Linked DNA regions of Homo sapiens: region 1 is linked to region 2. The links are chromatin loops, found by intact Hi-C in ENCODE. Cell type or tissue: dorsolateral prefrontal cortex. All regions are shown on one strand. Links, peaks and the distances in the headings refer to the core of each region. The heading gives the core; the rest is flanking DNA. Region 1 has its middle 200 kb from the start of SESN3. Region 2 holds the start of LOC107984377 (a long non-coding RNA gene).

What was found. A loop is a pair of places that touch in the nucleus more often than their neighbours do. Peaks named below come from ENCODE experiments on the same cell type or tissue, not always from the same donor. Only the 100,000 strongest peaks of a DNase experiment are listed, where the experiment ranks them.
Region 1: it touches region 2 in a loop (2.9-fold over the local background); 3 of 110 quality-filtered maps call a loop at or near these places.

What each region holds. Positions count from the first base shown.
Region 1 is chr11:95,429,887-95,440,186 of GRCh38, forward strand. No RefSeq gene overlaps it. Among named protein-coding and RNA genes, the nearest start is that of SESN3, 200 kb to the left of the region's middle. In dorsolateral prefrontal cortex, for the core only: no CTCF peak of the experiment used is centred there; no DNase peak of the experiment used is centred there; H3K27ac peaks cover 571 bases.
Region 2 is chr11:95,693,482-95,703,781 of GRCh38, forward strand. It overlaps LOC107984377 (a long non-coding RNA gene), which reads left to right and starts at 5,876. Exons shown (of 2, transcript XR_001748337.2): 1 at 5,876-6,058; 2 at 6,953-7,693. In dorsolateral prefrontal cortex, for the core only: no CTCF peak of the experiment used is centred there; a DNase peak (open chromatin) is centred at 5,653; H3K27ac peaks cover 6,309 bases.

The DNA of each region.
Region 1 (10,300 bases), core at 1,551-9,550, 260 kb before region 2:
AGCAGGGTTATGAGTTCCAAGCTTACTAGGGAGAGATGAAGTGGGGCTTGTGTTAAATTAGCAGTAGTGGAGAAGGAGAAACATAGATGAATTCAGGATGTGTTTTGGAGACAGAGTCAATAGAATTTGCAGGTGACTTTGAGGAAAGGAGAGAAGAAATTGAAAGAATCAAGGATAGCACCTATATTTTTAGCTAGCACTACCAGTAGTGCTATTTACTAAGATAAGGAGAATTGGAGAAGGCAATTTAGGGTAGAGGATAGGCAGTAGTTCTATTTCGTCCTTGGTAAGTTTTAGATATCTTTTAGACATCCATGTAGAACTATTGAATAGATAATGGGGCATAGCAAAGTGGAGTTCTGAAGAAAGACCAGAGCTGAAAATGTTGAGAGTCAAAGGACATCTATCTTCCTATAGATCATATTTAGGATATTTAGAGCCGTGGGACTAATGGTCACAGAGGAGGCTGTGTAGATGGGTGCAGTTCAATAGAAATATAATGCAAGTGACATATGTGAGCCATGTATGTAATTTTAAATTTTCTAGTAGCTATATAATAAATGGCCATATTAAGCACATTAATAAAGTAAAAAGAAGCAGGGTAAATTAATTTTAATAAAATATATTATAATTTAAATATGTAATCAATATAAAAATTGCTTGTGAGACACATATTTTGTTTTTTAGAGACAAGGTCTCTCTCTGTCACCCACACTGGAGTGCAGAGGCATGATCATGGCTCATAACAGCCTAGAAATCCTGGGCTCAAGTGATCCTCCCACTTCAGCCTTGGTAGTAGTGGGGACTACAGGCATGGGCCACCATGCCTGGCAATACTTTACTTTTTTATTTTACAAAGGCTCTGAAATCTGGTATGTGTGTTTACACAGCACATCTCAATACACAGCACAGGTATGTGGCTAGTGGTTACTATATTGGAGGAAGTTTGCTATAGAGGGAAAACTGGGAATAAGGCAGAGGTTGGAAGAAATGTGGGCTTGAGCTCTTTTGCTATTCATTTTAAGACAAGGATACTACAGCATTCTTGTGTGCTGATTGGGATAAATTAGTAGAGAGGGAAAGATCCATAATGCAAAACAGTCGAAAGGATAATTACCGGAGCAGATTCTAGGAAAAGGTGAGAAGTTGAGGTCCAGGGCAAAGGCATACGGATCACCTTTGCCAGGAGCAGGGATGCTTCATTCAAACCAACATGAGGGGAAACCGAGCATCTCCAGTGCAGACAGGGTGGGAATTTGGAGGTGGGAAGAAGTTCTTTGTTTAATGTCTGCTTCTATTTCTTTAGTGAAATATAACACAAGGTCAAGAGTGGAAGGGCACAGGTGCATGAAATTTGAGAAGAGAGAAAAAACTATGAAACAGTTTTGAAGAGTGAAAAATTATAGATGTCTACTTTAGTGCCTATTTGAGATTTGCAATCATGTGGTGTGTTTCTGTCTAGAAACATTCAGCTGTGTGGACTGCACGTTTAGAGTAAGAGATAGTAGGGTTTAATCGGTTTGGGCTTAGTCTGGTTGGCTCTGCAGAAATGGAAGCTGGTGATTTAAGAGTGTTTATAAAGAAATGATCATAATGACCATAAACTCTTCACTGGGCAAGGAAGAAGGAAAGTGGAGTTAGTTCTCTCAATGTGGCTCCAATGGATGGGTCATCTTGATGAGACTAAGGAATTTTTGGATTAAAAATATTTAGAGGAAGTGAGCCTAAAGTACAAGAGCTGGTGATAAAAAAGAAAAAAAACAAAACAAAACAGGGCACTCAAAATTGAGATTTTCGAGAAGATTACAAGGTCAAGGACATGATTATAGGGTTACATAAATGAGGTGGGATGAAGGAACAGATAGTTGAAAGTGAGGAGATTGAGGAACGGGGTGGCCAGAGTGATGGATGGATTATACACATGAATATTGAAGTGTGCAAGAATGATGTGAGTAGCAGTACAATAAAGGACAGTCTGGTGCTAAAGCCACTGGAGAAGGGGGCTCTCCAGGGTTTGTGTTTCACAGTAACAAAGAGGGCTATTGGGTAACTGAAGGGCTTAGGGATTTTGAAGGCAGGAGGAAAACTATTTTGAAGATAAACTTGGAAACAAGGATGAGCTGTGAGAGAGAAAAAAAAAATAGCCTGCACTTAGAAGAGTAAGGATTTAGCAGGGCAACAGGTAGAGGCAGTGTTGCTGGCATTATCCAACTTGATAGGATACCATTTACATAGAAGATGACGTAAGTGGTACCTTCCTAGGGTGTGCGACACATCCACAGTGGAAAGGACAAATTCAGAGTAGTTGAAAATGCAGAGACATTTTTCTGATAACACAGCATGAGTTCCAGAGGACCCCCAAGAAGGAGTGAGAAGGTCAGATCCATGGACATGCAAAGATACCAGAGGATGAACATCCAGGGGATTACGGGTGGCCAGGGGAGGCTCAAGCTTCCTGTGCTTTGTAAATACCTCATTCACAGATTGACCTAGATTCTTAAGTCATTTGTGCTGCTCAGTGTAATTTTCCCAGGCATCTTTTTTGATAAGATTTTAAATCACAGGATTGAAGAGAACTTATCTCCAGAGCTCTATTTTCAGTCAGCAACAGCCTGAAATAATTTGAGTGCAGGTGTTTTGGAGTCAAACTATCTCCCCAGAACAAGCAAGGTCAGGCACTTTTGTGTGATTTCTGCTCATTGCTGTTCTTCTACTTGCCTCCAGAAGCATGTAACAAAAGGTCAGCTTACTTGGAAATATGCCCAGCTGCGTATGGGGGCATGGTTGTCCCCAGCATTGGTTTGAGCATTTTTTCTGTTACAGTGCGTGAATATTTCCATGTGACTTCACCCTGAGCCTGCATTCATGAGAAGAACTCACGCAGTCTATGACCCTGTGTAGAGAGTGTCTCTTCTTTCTTTCCAGAAGTGGTGGACTGGTCTAGCTTTCCTAGAGTTTTCTGAATTACCAACAAGTCCTAGTGAATGACATGTGCCTGCTTTGGAAACCTTTGCAAATGGGGTGGGAGCTCAGCGAGCTTGAATTGCTATGACATACTACCCACAATCCAAAGTCCTTGACCTGGATCTTATGTCACCATGTTCAACCTCTTTGAAGCACTCACTTATCACAGTTGTAATTCTATAGTTACTTGTGATAGTCTATAAATAGTATCTCTGAACATTTGACTGTAAGCTTTACAAGGGCAGAGACCATTTCTTTCTTTCACTGTCACTACTATTCCCAGCACCTAGGAAATTCGTAGATAACATTTACAAATTGCAAAAATGAATGAATGCTTGCACCTCCTTGTTCTATGCCATTGTCTGCCCAGTAGCTTCCCACATTCTCCCTGATCTCAACTTTCCTCCCAGCTGCCATCCAGATCTGTCTCACTCCAGGATGCCCTGGGCTCTGAATCACCCTTCACTTCCTTCCTCTGAAAACTGAGTCCACACCAAATTAACAAGTCCCCCATACACATTCTGTCCACTCAAAGAAGACCTGTCAGTGATGGCATTCAGACATCAGCAGCAAAATACATCCTATCCTGAGTTCAAATCCTCATTCTAGCATTTAACTAGCCGTGAAGCTCAGCAGGAGACTTTGCCTCTCTGAGCCTCAGGGTTTTTTTTGTTTGTTTGCAAAATGGTGATAAAATCATTACCTACTTCATATAGCTACAGGCTGAGCATCCCCATCTGAAAATCCATAATTCAAAATGCTCCAAAATCTGAAACTTATTGAGTGCTGATATGATGCCACGAGTGGAAAATGCCACAAATAAGTACTTAACACAAACTTTGTTTTATGCACAAAATTATTTGCCCAAAGTTGTGTAGCTGAGAAAAGAAGGGAGCCAGGTTGGAACAAAGTCCTGGAATCTTAGCTCTTAACTACTTTCTACGTTGCCTTTTTTCGTGATGATTTTCATTTTACTCCCATTTCCTGATGTTTTAAAATTGTTTTTACGTCTATCTCTGTAGATCTTAAATATTTTTTAAAAGAAGACACAGGAAAAATACATATATACATATGTGATGGCATTACAATGTTTTTTTCTTAGTTCAACATAGAAAATGAAGGAGAGAAGTAGAAATAAATTGGGAAAGAATTCTCTATTTCATTTTCTATCCACTTCCATTTTTACAAAAAAGGATGAGTACATTCACAGATACACACACAAACTCACTCCACTCTAGACCAAATAGGGAGAAACCAAGCAAAGAGTTTAGGCATCATATGCTCTGGAACACTGGCAGCATGAATTAACATAGTGTTTCCATGGCTGTTTGTGCTTTTAAAAATTCATTTACTTACTTCATCTACAAAGGCGGCTATGCATGTGTTTGTGGCTGTGCATGTGCACGTGAGTATTTGTGGGTATTTGACTGTGAGTCTTGTTGACCAAATCACACATTGTCTGAGACCATGAAATGTCTTAATCTCTTTTTAAAAATGTATTTTTACTTTGTCCCCAAAATTCAACACACCTCTCCCACCCCCCCACCCCCCCATCCTCTCTCTCCTTCACACACAAATGTTTGAGCAAGGAACACTTATAGCAAATGCACATTGCTGGTTCCCCATCTGATAACCCTTCTCCCTTTTTCTTTAGTGACTGAGCTCTGACTTTATTTGGGGTGGTGATGTGCTTAGCTTGAAGGCTGTTTTTCAGCTTTCTTTGCAGCTAGGAGTGGTCCATAAGATCAAGCAGAAGCTGATGGGTGGGAGTTCTGGAAAATCTCTGGAGAGAAACATAGACAGCTCTTCTCCCACCTTCTCCCACCTTTCTGCCGAGCATGTGGATGTGGTTAATACAGCTTTGGCAGCCATCTTGGACCATGAAGGAACATTAAGGATGAATGCCTGGTGCTATAGTTTAAGGAAGACAAAAATAGAAAGAGGTGTCATGTCAGCTTTAGATGCATAACTCTAGACTTCTTTCACATTTCAGTGAAACAAACTTTTATCTCCTTGAAACCACTGTCCTGTGGTCTCTGTGGCTAGAAGCCAAGCACAACTCCTAGCTGGTAGAGTATTCAATAGTTTGTTAAATTGAATAAAAACAAAACCAAACAAAACAAAAAACAATGGATTCTCTGAAAAGAATTTAAATCTTGTATCTTCATTTTCTGGGTCAAATAGTGAACCTAAAAGATTATAAGTCAAGGAAAAGAAGAATATTTTATTCTACCATAAAAAATAATTAAAACTTAATGCCCCACTCAGGAAGAAGAATATCTCCCAGAAGATTTTCTGGTTTGAAATGCCCATTCATTTTAGTTAAGTGTTTTCCTTTCACAAATTTGTTCTTCCTCTTAGGTTTATTAACAGAATCTATCAATTGTACATGGCATCTTCAGAAACTCTACTAGCTCTCAGTCTCGCTGCACTTAGCATTTGGGAAATCACGGAGCAATCTACTTTTTTCTCTATTGGCACTTATAGGAAAGTCTACATGCCTCCTTGTGAAAAGCAAATGCTTTTCAACATAACGGGTGTTAACTGAGTGGGTAGCACTCTGCAGCCTGAAAAACACAACAGTGGTTAAAAGGATGTGTGAATTGTGAAGATCTTATTGTTAAGAGTTTCCTGGGAGGCTTGCATGTTTTCCTCTCTCAAGATTCCTCCTGGTATATCATTAATTCCTTGCAGTGTGAAACTGGAAACAGGGAGATCCAAGGAGGTAAGAAGAGTGAGGGGGGAAAAGTGCTTAGAATACAGTGGTGTGCTGTAAACATTTAACAACTGGCTGGGGAGTGGGGAGGAAGACTGATTTGTAGTGTTTGCCAATTTCTGTAGTGTAAGTATGTGCACCATGGCTGATTTCAAGCTACCAACAGCCTAAGAGCTGGCTTGTAAATTTCCTGAGAATTTAACAATCAGCTCTCAGAAGCCTTTGGAACTGTCTCCAGTATTTCACTGCAGGCACATCCTCTGTCTCAAACTTCCCAACAGTTTTAGGAGGATGTTTTTACAGGATCATGTTAAAGGTGCCGGAACAGAGGCTACAAGATATTAAGTAACTTGTCTGCAGTTATTCAACATTTGGCATTGGGGTTGAGATTTGCACCCAGGCTTGGCTGACTTCACACTTGGGTTTTTAACTTCTCCATTAAAAGAACATGGATAAAATGTAAGGAAAGAAAAAAGAAGACAAGTAAAAGAAGAAAGGAAACAGTGAGGGGAAGCTTCAGGCTAAGGCTAAACAGATTGCTAAGCCATGTAGTAGAACACAGGTCAGCAAACTGCTGCCAGTGTGTCACATCCATCCTGATGACCTGTTTTTGGATTGCAAAATGGTTTTTACATTTTTAAAGAATTGTAGGGGAGGAGCCAAGATGGCCGAATAGGAACAGCTCCGGTCTACAGCTCCCAGCGTGAGCGACGCAGAAGACGGTGATTTCTGCATTTCCATCTGAGGTACCGGGTTCATCTCACTAGGGAGTGCCAGACAGTGGGCGCAGGCCAGTGTGTGTGCGCACCGTGCGCGAGCCGAAGCAGGGCGAGGCATTGCCTCACCTGGGAAGCGCAAGGGGTCAGGGAGTTCCCTTTCCGAGTCAAAGAAAGGGGTGACGGACGCACCTGGAAAATCGGGTCACTCCCACCCGAATATTGCGCTTTTCAGACCGGCTTAAGAAACGGCGCACCACGAGACTATATCCCACACCTGGCTCGGAGGGTCCTACGCCCACGGAATCTCGCTGATTGCTAGCACAGCAGTCTGAGATCAAACTGCAAGGCGGCAACGAGGCTGGGGGAGGGGCGCCCGCCATTGCCCAGGCTTGCTTAGGTAAACAAAGCAGCCGGGAAGCTCGAACTGGGTGGAGCCCACCACAGCTCAAGGAGGCCTGCCTGCCTCTGTAGGCTCCACCTCTGGGGGCAGGGCACAGACAAACAAAAAGAAAGCAGTAACCTCTGCAGACTTAAGTGTCCCTGTCTGACAGCTTTGAAGAGAGCAGTGGTTCTCCCAGCACGCAGCTGGAGATCTGAGAATGGGCAGACTGCCTCCTCAAGTGGGTCCCTGACTCCTGACCCCCGAGCAGCCTAACTGGGAGGCACCCCCCAGCAGGGGCACACTGACACCTCACACGGCAGGGTATTCCAACAGACCTGCAGCTGAGGGTCCTGTCTGTTAGAAGGAAAACTAACAACCAGAAAGGACATCTACACCGAAAACCCATCTGTACATCACCATCATCAAAGACCAAAAGTAGATAAAACCACAAAGATGGGGAAAAAACAGAACAGAAAAACTGGAAACTCTAAAACGCAGAGCGCCTCTCCTCCTCCAAAGGAACGCAGTTCCTCACCAGCAACAGAACAAAGCTGGATGGAGAATGATTTTGACGAGCTGAGAGAAGAAGGCTTCAGACGATCAAATTACTCTGAGCTACGGGAGGACATTCAAACCAAAGGCAAAGAAGTTGAAAACTTTGAAAAAAATTTAGAAGAATGTATAACTAGAATAACCAATACAGAGAAGTGCTTAAAGGAGCTGATGGAGCTGAAAACCAAGGCTCGAGAACTACGTGAAGAATGCAGAAGCCTCAGGAGCCGATGCGATCAACTGGAAGAAAGGGTATCAGCAATGGAAGATGAAATGAATGAAATGAAGCGAGAAGGGAAGTTTAGAGAAAAAAGAATAAAAAGAAATGAGCAAAGCCTCCAAGAAATATGGGACTATGTGAAAAGACCAAATCTACGTCTGATTGGTGTACCTGAAAGTGATGTGGAGAATGGAACCAAGTTGGAAAACACTCTGCAGGATATTATCCAGGAGAACTTCCCCAATCTAGCAAGGCAGGCCAACGTTCAGATTCAGGAAATACAGAGAACGCCACAAAGATACTCCTCGAGAAGAGCAACTCCAAGACACATAATTGTCAGATTCACCAAAGTTGAAATGAAGGAAAAAATGTTAAGGGCAGCCAGAGAGAAAGGTCGGGTTACCCTCAAAGGAAAGCCCATCAGACTAACAGCGGATCTCTCGGCAGAAACCCTACAAGCCAGAAGAGAGTGGGGGCCAATATTCAACATTCTTAAAGAAAAGAATTTTCAACCCAGAATTTCATATCCAGCCAAACTAAGCTTCATAAGTGAAGGAGAAATAAAATACTTTATAGACAAGCAAATGTTGAGAGATTTTGTCACCACCAGGCCTGCCCTAAAAGAGCTCCTGAAGGAAGCGCTAAACATGGAAAGGAACAACCGGTACCAGCCGCTGCAAAATCATGCCAAAATGTAAAGACCATCGAGACTAGGAAGAAACTGCATCAACTAATGAGCAAAATCACCAGCTAACATCATAATGACAGGATCAAATTCACACATAACAATATTAACTTTAAATATAAATGGACTAAATTCTGCAATTAAAAGACACAGACTGGCAAGTTGGATAAAGAGTCAAGACCCATCAGTGTGCTGTATTCAGGAAACCCATCTCACGTGCAGAGACACACATAGGCTCAAAATAAAAGGATGGAGGAAGATCTACCAAGCCAATGGAAAACAAAAAAAGGCAGGGGTTGCAATCCTAGTCTCTGATAAAACAGACTTTAAACCAACAAAGATCAAAAGAGACAAAGAAGGCCATTACATAATGGTAAAGGGATCAATTCAACAAGAGGAGCTAACTATCCTAAATATTTATGCACCCAATACAGGAGCACCCAGATTCATAAAGCAAGTCCTCAGTGACCTACAAAGAGACTTAGACTCCCACACATTAATAATGGGAGACTTTAACACCCCACTGTCAACATTAGACAGATCAACGAGACACAAAGTCAACAAGGATACCCAGGAATTGAACTCAGCTCTGCACCAAGCAGACCTAATAGACATCTACAGAACTCTCCACCCCAAATCAACAGAATATACATTTTTTTCAGCACCACACCACACCTATTCCAAAATTGACCACATAGTTGGAAGTAAAGCTCTCCTCAGCAAATGTAAAAGAACAGAAATTATAACAAACTATCTCTCAGACCACAGTGCAATCAAACTAGAACTCAGGATTAAGAATCTCACTCAAAGCCGCTCAACTACATGGAAACTGAACAACCTGCTCCTGAATGACTACTGGGTACATAACGAAATGAAGGCAGAAATAAAGATGTTCTTTGAAACCAACGAGAACAAAGACACCACATACCAGAATCTCTGGGACGCACTCAAAGCAGTGTGTAGAGGGAAATTTATAGCACTAAATGCCTACAAGAGAAAGCAGGAAAGATCCAAAATTGACACCCTAACATCACAATTAAAAGAACTAGAAAAGCAAGAGCAAACACATTCAAAAGCTAGCAGAAGGCAAGAAATAACTAAAATCAGAGCAGAACTGAAGGAAATAGAGACACAAAAAACCCTTCAAAAAATCAATGAATCCAGGAGCTGGTTTTTTGAAAGGATCAACAAAATTGATAGACCGCTAGCAAGACTAATAAAGAAAAAAAGAGAGAAGAATCAAATAGACACAATAAAAAATGATAAAGGGGATATCACCACCGATCCCACAGAAATACAAACTACCATCAGAGAATACTACAAACACCTCTACGCAAATAAACTAGAAAATCTAGAAGAAATGGATACATTCCTCGACACATACACTCTCCCAAGACTAAACCAGGAAGAAGTTGAATCTCTGAATCGACCAATAACAGGCTCTGAAATTGTGGCAATAATCAATAGTTTACCAACCAAAAAGAGTCCAGGACCAGATGGATTCACAGCCGAATTCTACCAGAGGTACAAGGAGGAGCTGGCACCATTCCTTCAGAAACTATTCCAATCAATAGAAAAAGAGGGAATCCTCCCTAACTCATTTTATGAGGCCAGCATCATCCTGATACCAAAGCCGGGCAGACACACAACCAAAAAAGAGAATTTTAGACCAATATCCTTGATGAACATTGATGCAAAAATCCTCAATAAAATACTGGCAAACCGAATCCAGCAGCACATCAAAAAGCTTATCCACCATGATCAAGTGGGCTTCATCCCTGGGATGCAAGGCTGGTTCAATATACGCAAATCAATAAATGTAATCCAGCATATAAACAGAGCCAAAGACAAAAACCACATGATTATCTCAATAGATGCAGAAAAAGCCTTTGACAAAATTCAACAACCCTTCATGCTAAAAACTCTCAATAAATTAGGTATTGATGGGACGTATTTCAAAATAATAAGAGCTATCTATGACAAACCCACAGCCAATATCATACTGAATGGGCAAAAACTGGAAGCATTCCCTTTGAAAACCGGCACAAGACAGGGATGCCCT
Region 2 (10,300 bases), core at 654-8,653:
AAGAATAAAATCATGTCCTGTGCAACAACATGGATGCAGTTAGAAGCCATAGTACTAAGAGAATTAATGCAGGAACAGAAAACAAAACACTGCATATTCTCACTTACAAGTGGTAGCTAAATATTGAGCACACATGGACATAAATATGGGAACAACAGATGAACAATAGACACTGGGAACTACTAGAGGGGGGAGTTCAAAAACTACCTATTGGGTACTATGCTCACTACCTCGGATGATGGGATCCATACTCCAAAATTTATCATCATGCAATATTTACATGTAACAAACCTACACCTGTACCCTCTTGTGTCTAAAATAAAAGTTGAATTTTTTTTTAAAAAATTAAATCAATGGTATTTTCTCTTTCTCCCAACAACTGATGTGCACACCTGGTCAATTAAGCAGTTATCTTCCCAGCAATTCTAACGCTTACACATGTGGATGTTCAAATAAAATATCATAAAGCTAGTTTCAGACTCTATTTTGAAAAGTAGCTCTTTCTTTTAATCATACTTGGAATTTTAAAATTTGTGGCAGAATGACCCAGAAAAAGGGTACTAGAAGGAGTACAGTGAATTTATCGAATGCTTCAGTGGGGTGCAGCAAGTTGAGCATTTAAGACTCTGAGCTCTCATCCCCATTTCAAGCTTTGTAGCATCACTTTGATCTATCTTACTGCTTTGGAATATGTTATTTGGGGAAAAAAATTTTACTTGAAATAAAGTTAGAAAACTATTTGGATTATAAAAGTGAATTTTCTATGATCTGTGTATGAACCTATTTTCCTTTTGGGAAATTTCCTTGTGGACCCTCCTTGCACATCTGCTACTTGAAACAAGGTTGTTCTTCTTTTGTTCACCAGATTCTTTCTGCAATTCGCTGAGGACTATAAGCCTGAAATAGAAAATAGATTTATAGCTTTATTATAATGCAATACTTTGAATTTAGGCACAACTAATATGTTTGAATTGTCTCCGCAGGATTGTTGGGTTAGAGATACAGAATAGTGGCCCTGAAGTTACCCTCCCTGTGTTTACATTGTAGCTCTGCTAATTTCTAGTTGTGTGACCTTAGAAAAATCAGCTCATCTCTGTGCACCTCTAGCTCCATCTCTGTAAAATGAAGTTAATAACAGAAGCTATTTTATAGCACTGTGGTAAGGATTAAATGAGTTAATATATGTGAAGCTTTCTGAAGAGCCCTTGGCACATAGTACTGAGCTCAGTAATTGATAGCTGTTGTACTATTATTATTACTTACACATGGACATCCCAATCCTTGAACGTATGGTATTATTCATAAGGGCCAGCACTATTCCTAGCCAGCTCCATAAAAATGAGAGCTGTATGGTTTTCTCTTCTTAGCAGCCTGAAGCAACAAAGCATACATCTAGTCCTTGCCTTTATGGATATCCACTTGCAGGACTGGAAATTCTTGCCTGATCAATCACTGTAGAACTCAATTGTTTAAGAACTCAGAAGCTTCCAGAATAATGCTCATCTATCCTCTCTACCTTGTATGTGCTGTTCCCTGCCTTTGAGATCCTCTCTTGTCTTCTCCATTGGACCAGAAGAGGATAGAAGGTGGCCCTAAACCTTGCTTTTGTTTTTCTTATATTAGGACACAAAGTTGAGTAAGAGAGAGTCCCCTGGAAGACTTTCAGTTAAGAAGGAATGACAGTCCAGTGAACCTGTGGTTACAATAAAAGTTTAAGAGTTTTTATGGCAGTGGATAATATTTTTTAATTTATTAATGATTTTCTTCACTCTTCCTTGCATAAGGCTGTGCTCTACTAAACCAGATACACTGTTACCTCTAGGAAGATTTTGTTTTAACTAGAATGCAAAGAAAAGGCCACCATTCAGCATTTGATTTGCAACAGAGAATCATGAGGCCCATGGCAAAGCTGTGGTCATGAAAACCAGGGTTTTCTCAGAAATCAAGGTACTTCTAAAGGTAAACAACTTCTCTTTCCATATCAGGAGCAAAACTTGAAATTTGAAACATATGATTTTACTATAACCTTTAGATAGTAAAGCTTATATTATATTATATTATATTACTATGTTGTAAAGCTCTTATCTTTACTGTCTAAGTGAACCTTAGATAGTAAAGATAAACCTCCAAATTGTCTGAGTTTCAAGTAAAGCTTAGATAATAAAGACAAAAATTTTTCTTTAGAGAAATTTAAGGATTATGATTTAAGGGAAGTTGCCATCTATCCAAGGAGTAAAAATAAAGTGGAAAGGACCTCTGACTTGAGGGATAGAAATCAGACAGGGAGAGCTACAGAAGACTAGACAAGGGAGAAGATGATCATGAGTCCCTGAGTTTATCCCCAGCACAGGGGCCAGGTATATAGAGACTGGAGGGTTTTGCAGCAGCAGAAATTGCCACAAAACTCCAGGCACATTGAGACAGAACCCACAAGCATTTTTTCCATGCTAGTGCCCTGCTTTCCTAGGCTATCCAAGCTGGCCTTGGAGTGGTAGAACAACAAAGGGAAGTGTCCACAGAGACAGGCCTGCTATGGGACAACTGACTCCCATGGTGCTCATATGATGTGGAAGGAGTCCAGAAGCTCCTGAATGCCTCCGGGAATGTGGACCATGAGTGCTGGCTGGTGAACTTACTCAAGGCAACGATGGGCCAAGCTGGGGATGGAATGGAGTCACTGGGAATCTGAAGCACCGCGAGAGCCAGCGTGGGGCCTGATCAACAAGAGGTGATGGCCAAACACTTTGGATACTGTTTCAGAGCAACACGCAAACCATGTTTTCCTCTGCCCTCATACCACAACAACAATCATCAACACAGAAGAAGACTTCTGTGACCAAAGTGTGGGGGTTTTTCCCCGGGTATCCTCCAATCAGTTCTAACATTATGTACCCAGAAACAGCAACAGATATCACATATGGAGGGCTCAGTCCTACAAGTCTGCCCCCTTCTCCCACCAGCCTCAAGTCCAGGCCTCCAGAACTCCTGACCGATCAGCTTCAAGTTGGGGTTCCCATGACCCTATCTTTGGGTTTGATTTATTTATTAGAGCAGCTCATAGAACTTACAGAAACATATTTACTGGTATGTTATGAAGGATATTTTAAAGAATACAAATAAACAGCCAAATGAAGAGATACATAGGGAAGGTCTGGAAGCATGGACAACTGTGTCACAATGTGACTGTACAGAAAGGATATGACCTGAATAAACCCAGCAAGGCCTGCCTGCTCAGGGTTTTCTGGATCTCTCTGTGCAGCATTCCTTCCTGCGGAGTATGGGGTAGAACCCACTCTGGAATGAGGTTCTCATGACCCACAATCAGATGAGAGTCCTGCCTTGGGCAGGTGAAAAGAAGGCAGGAGAAGGTCAGAGAGAGAGATTCCATTTTCTGAGGCCTGTTCCTAAGGCCTAAAGTACCCCAACATTGTGACAAAAGAATATAACAAAGATTATGAGGTTTCTGAGCTAGGAACTGTATATGAAAACCTGTGTGTGTGTGTGTGTGTGTGTGTGTGTGTGTGTGTGTGTGTGTGTGTGTGTGTGTAATCATATCACAAGAGCCATCATCATGCCTCACCCATCCTGGAAGAATACAACCTGAGTGGAGTTACAACAGCCATACGCTGCTCAGTAGCAGCTTTAATGTAAATAGAGGCTGACTCCCAAAGACCAGGTGGGATGAGCTTAACTAGAGCCCCAGAAGCAAGCAAAGAAGGACAGCACATAAATTGCCCACCTCTCCCCTGCTTCCTGGATACCATTAATTCACGCAAACCTTCCCTTGCTTCCAGACTCTATCTACTCCCTAGAGAGGGCAGTTAGAACATTTGAAGTGTCAGATTATTTATCCAAAACACACAGAGTTACCTTAAAATCCAGAGCCACATAAAATCAGCCACCCAAAATTTGAAAAGTACATACTCTGGCCCATCTGCATCGTAGGTTATCAAATTTGACTCCTCTGTACTACAACTGAGTATGCACACTGCTATAGGAACTAAGAAGGTCATTTTTTTTCAGACGATGGAGTTAGAAAAGGCTTCCCACAGGAGTAACATTGGAGGTGAACTTTGAAGGGCAAGCAAGAATTATCCAGCTATGAAGAAACAGAAGTGTATTTCAAGAAATGCAAAAAACATGAGTCAAGGGACTCTGGTAAACTTAAGTACAGCTTGTTCAGGGAAAGCAAAGTTGTCCGAGAGAAGGATTGAGCTTCCATGCAAAAAGAAATCAGGTTGAACAGGAAGGCTGCAGGGCCTGCCTATGGCCGTGAGGGTTACTCCTAGGACCTCTGAGTGGTTGGAGGCTGAAAAACAGCCTTTGCCCTGCTCTCTAAGGGCCCTGTGTACTCTACAGCAGGACAGGGTACACCCTAAGGATGAGACCACCTTTTAGAATGCAAAAAGGCTTGATTCTTTAGCTGAGCCTTAAATCGCAAGGCTTCCTATGCCCAGAGGGGGTGACTTCTCAATTTTGCACAAAGTCATCGTGTAAATTAGCAGGGATTCTTTAAATATGGTCAGATTATAGAAGGCCATGCAAATTTCTTTAAAGGATTTGGGTTTTAAGTAAGAACAGTGAGGAGCCACTGCAGGGTTCTGGGCAGGGGTATGACATGGCAAAAGAAATTATTCCAGCAGCAGCTGTCTGCAAGGCAGATTGGAGCCGAGAGACTCGGGAAGTTACCACAGTTGTCCAGGCATGAAGCAAAAAGGGAAATTTTACGGTATCCATGGCAACTGAAGGGGAAAAATATGAAAATTATTTTGAAGGCAGAAACAACGAACTTGATTACTGATTGGGTATGAGTGCGTGGAAGAGGCAGCAGTAATAAATGACTCAGGGGTTTTGAGCTTAGGAAGCTATGAGAATAAACCTGAAATGGGGACGCTAATCAGGAGAGCTGCTTTGAGGGAGAAAAGAGAGTTTGGTTTAAGACATGTTGAATTTCACATAATGATGAAATGTAGAAGTGGAAATGCTCTCTATACATGTAAAAGGACAAGACTAGGTCATTCTTCCTTTTCTTCATTATTTTTTTCTCTCTCCATGATTTTTGCATACATCTTAGGATCTTTCTCTGAGGGATGTTTGGGAATAAATTTACCACTTCCCTTACTTTTAGTAAACTGTGAAAAAGATCATCATTATCATCATCAACCTTGTCTTCAAGTTAACACAAAGTATTAGTCAACACCTAGTTGTGTTTCACTTTTATGATTCCATGCCCTTGAGAGATTTCCACTCTCTGAAACAGCCAATATTTGCAGGATCAATATGTAGAGAACAGAAAGAGTAGAATAATAATCATCGAATAATACCTACATAAGATTAAAAGTAGTATTCACACTCTACAGGAAGAAACAAAGAAAGAGGAAGGATACTATGCTAGGTTAAGACCTGTGGTCGGGATGCTGGTGATTGGAGATAAAAAGAAAATTAGCAAGAATTTCTTTTTTGGACAGGGCTAATTTAAGTCTTCTCCTTAGGAAGGAAAATGGATTTGGGATACTCCTTACATAATAATTATTATTTTCATTCATCTAGGACTTAACATTTTATACCCATTGTCTTATCTTCTCCATGGATTGCAAACCTTGTGCAAGACCATGTAGCTATTCTGCAGGAAAGCTGGGCCACAAACTGAAATTTCCAGCACGCCAGATTGAGTCATTTGAAGACGAGAAAAAACACAGTGTTTCATGAGGAAATTCAGCTACTTCTTAAAAGATCAGCATGTAAGAATCCAAAAATATTGTTGTTGAGGGCAGCTTCTTCAGCAAGCTCTCCTTCCCTGCCTTTTACAAACAGAAGTCCTTCTGTATGAAAGATCACAAGGGTAGGCTGCTCATCTCTGCCCATTTGAACAGCACATCCCTTTACTCATGCATTTCTGTTTGCCTCAGCCATGATGTTCCTGGATTTCACAAAGAGGGAGTTGTTTCTTGCACAGAGCAGTTCTGTGAGTCAGTGTGAAAAGAACTACCTGCCATATCACCTCCCACTATCTTAGAGAGGAGAGTCAACTTTGATCAAAGAGAGAGAGGAAGAAATGGTATGTTTTCTCTCTCTTGATTTTCCACCTTATTAATTTCCATTATAGTTTAACACTGTGGGTCCAAATCTGGGCTTGCAGTGAGGCAATCTGGTTCATGTTTTTGTCCCATTGATGGACACATTGTTTGCTTTGCTGTTAAAGAGATTTAGTGAAGTCTTTATGGATGCTGAGAAGATTAAAAAGCTTGATTGCAAGATGGTGCCTTCTGGACACAGACACCATTCACAAAGTCTGGTGGTGCTGGTGGAGTCCCACTTACACCTATAAAAAAAGTCTGAATTCATTTAACTTTCTCTGTAAGTTGTAGAAATCAAACATTCACTTTTTACTTACATAACATGTTTTCTTCAAGCTTCCTTTAAATTGTTCACTATACTAAATAGAGGGACTTAAAAAAAAAGAATCTTTATCTTTTGCAGCTACTTCAATGTATGAAAGCTTGATTTCTCTGCTACCCACACAGTTTCCTCTGGGGCTTTAGCCTTACCAGTATTCTATGACTCACTGTGTTACTTTTCATAAATAGATGCTAAATACCATCCCTGATTCTACTGGAAATGGCAGATAAAAATATTCAAGGAAAAATTTTAACTAATGCAGTTAGATTTGAACTATGCAAATCTCCATCAATTTCTCACGTCTCCTTTTTTTCCTCCTTCTCTTTCTCTTTTGTTTTCTGCTCACCAACCTGCTTGTCATAAACAGTGGTTGTCAAGCTCTGTCACATAACTCTGTTCTCTTCATTTCTCATCCCCCACACTGTACTACATAGCCCTTTTATTGGGAGAAGGAGGAGTCGTATTTGATCCTTCTCTCCCTTTCTCTCTTCTCCTTTATTTGCCCATTCTAACCCACACTGCATTTGTTCCCCTCTTATTTATTCTCCCCTAGATCAATCAAGTGTCACTATGGCATGCCTGGGTCCATCAAGTGTCGTTATTTGTCCCAGAAAAAGTTACTTCCTCCTTCCTGAGACCTAGCTGAGTTGTCACCTTCCTTGTTTGCGAAGATTCCTGGGAACCCTTAAGGGGAAGACTCAAGAAAAATAAAGATACCCAGGGTAATTCCAAACCAGACTTGAAAGCAGAAACTGAAAGCAGAGAAAACCACTACATTTAAGATGGTGGCTTAACGATAGCAGTGGAAAAGAAACAGCATGCATTGGGCATAGATATCACATTCTTCCAAGAACTTCGTTGGAGGACAGTTTCTCCGTGGGACTCTCACTTTCTGAACATCTTGCAATTAGAGACGCTGACTTCTTTTGTTCTGAAATATATTTTCAAGGATTCTGCATGGAAAGTAGCCCTGAAATACACAGAATGTACCTTCTTTGAGGCACTGACTTCTTTTGCTTTGAAATATCTTTTTCAAGGATTCTGCATAGAAAGTAGCCTTGAAAGATACAGAATTTACCTCCAGCAACAGGGTAGGCATGCTTACTGTGCATTGTAATGGATTTCAGTTCCCTGGTTTCAGAGTTCTTCTCTTGTCATGTGGCTCATGTGCAGGTGTCACCTGGCCTTCTTCACATCACCCTGTGGAAAATGGGGCTCAAGGAACTGCCACAAAAAATTGATACTCTGCCTATTGCTGTCAATCTGAGTAATAAAATTCTTTGTTTCCAACCCAGGAGTTCTGTCAGCATCTATGAAACTGTAGCAGGCTAATGTATTAACTTACAAGTAGGATAAAATCTCAACCCTTCACAGTTCCTGATAATTTCCAGACATTATGATTTTTTATGCTGTCAGTAGGAATATTAGGTAGATGAAAACTTGGGAGCTAAAATGTCTTCTCTATCAACATTTAGAAATCGTTAAACATACCTCTCCCTCCTCCTCATTCCCACCTCCATCTAGTCTAATGTACCTTCTTAACCTCAATAATGAAAGGCTCTAATGGCCCATTTATTCAGTAGAGTGGATTTCTAAAACCCATTTTCAGATTACAGTTTGTGTGCCAGGATTACATTTGTTTTTATTAATAGAGAAAAGAGTCGAGCAGCTGACTTTTCAATCATTTAATCAACAAATGCATCCAGAGTACTTTCTTACTACTGTGTTAAGTGCTGCATAAAGCAGCCTCAGTTCCTGAAGCATCTTAACTTCTTTCACTGCAATAAAGAAAAATTTCCCTATAAAAAAGAACCTAAATGCTCAAGCCATTCATTCAGAAAGCAACCAGGAGAAACTTTTTTTTTTTTTTTTTGAGAATCGCTCTGCTGCCCAGGCTGGAGTGCAATGGCACAATCTCGGCTCACTGCAAATTCCGCCTCCCAGGTTCAAGCTATTCTCATGTCTCAGCCTCCTCAGTAGCTGGGATTACAGACGTCCACCACCACGAGGCAGGTGGATCACCTGATGTCAAGGGTTCGAGGCCAACCTGACCAACATGGCAAAATGCCATCTCTACTAAAAAAAAAATTTTTTTTATAAGAAGTCCTTTTTTTTATGTTTTAAATTCTCCTGGGTTATAAGAAGTCTTTTAGGCCAGGAGCAGTGGCTCACACCTGTAATCCCAGAACTTTGGGAGGCCGAGGAGGGTGGCTCACCTGAGGTCGGGAGTTTGAGACCATCCTGGCTAACACAGTGAAACCCCGTCTCTAATAAAAATACAAAAAAATTAGCTGGGCCTGGTGGCGGGCGCCTGTAATCCCAGCTACTCGGGAGGCTGAGGCAGGAGAATGGCAAGAACCCGGGAGTTGGAGTTTGCAGTGAGCCGAGATCGCGCCACTGTACTCCAGCTTGGGTGACAGAGTGAGACTCCGTCTCAAAAAAACCAAAACAAACAAACAAACAAAAAACAAAATTAGCTGACCATGGTGGCACACACCTAGAATCCCAGCTACTCAGGAGGCTGAGGCAGGAGAATTGCTTGAACTCAGGAAGCAGAGTTTGCAGTGAGGCAAAATCCCGCCACTGCACTCCAGCCTGGGTGACAGAGCGAGACTCTGTCAAAAAAAAAAAAAAAGAAGTATTTAAAAAGTATTATCTCTAGTCTATCCCTCTCGCAAACAGAAAGATAACCTCAGGACCCACACTTAATACCCTTCTGAATTTTAAAAACCTCTGACCTTCAGGAAACTCAAAGACTAAAGAGTCCAGACCTACCAAGCAAACATCCTTTAGCTACTACTGATTTATAGTAATAATAAAATAAAACATTGCTATCTGTCATTTCCAGTTAATTCAATTCATGGTGAAGATTATTTACTGGGGGAAAAAGAGCAGTGAGTCATGGCGAGGCTTTAAGAGCTGGGAAAGGAGCCATATGAATACACACACACACACACATTTTCATGTCAGCTTGAATCATGGCATTTTCTAAACAATGGTGCTTAAATGTTAAATCCTAAATGCATTTTACAGTTTAACAAAAACTTTATCACTTATCCTCAATCCTTCTAAGTCTCTGTGTTCCCCCAATTTAGTCCAGAATTTAACCTCTGACCCAACATAATACTGACCACTTCAATTTCAACCAAGTCTTCAGAGAGAGATTTAGGAAAACCAGTGCAACTTGTTTATTTGGTGGGGAGGGGATAAGTGCGAAAACTTACTGGATTATATTCCCAGGGTCCTCAGCAACCACCCATTAAGGCGCTGAAAAGTTTATAGAATAGTCCCAAGTCTTGCATTCTTTCTATGGGGGTGGGGGAGCCCCAAAAGATGTTCTGTTTCCTGTGACCTACCGCACCATTCACAGATGGTTTTTTAGCAATACTGCCTGTTTTCTCTGTGTTGGTTTCTCTTTAGAAGAAGGGCTACCAACATTCAGCAGATAGACAATGACACAGGCTGCACTGCTTGCTCTCTTGGCCTCATTCTCACCCTAATATGAGAAAAGACCTTGTCCCAGGTTTGCATAACTGTGAAACTGCATGTTTTAGGCAAAAACAAAAATGGTTATTCTATGCACACCAAAAAGATGGAGGAAGATGCCTAAGTTGACGGCATTTTCACAATGGAAAGACTTTTAGGTAGTTATTGAGTTGGAATTTGTTCTCTTCTCAATTAAAAGCTAGAGTTATTTATATAACTACTCACACTGCCTCCACTGAATGAGAGAGCTGAAAAAAATGAAGTGAAGCACAGGAAAGAGTTAAGTCATTCCTAGGTGACCAGTGCTGTGAGCTGACTGAAAAAAAGAAAATCTCTAAAAGTTCTAGCATGACACAGATCCAGGCAGTTGTGCTTAGAAGAAGAGTAATGAGAACTAAAGAGATACAGCTGATAG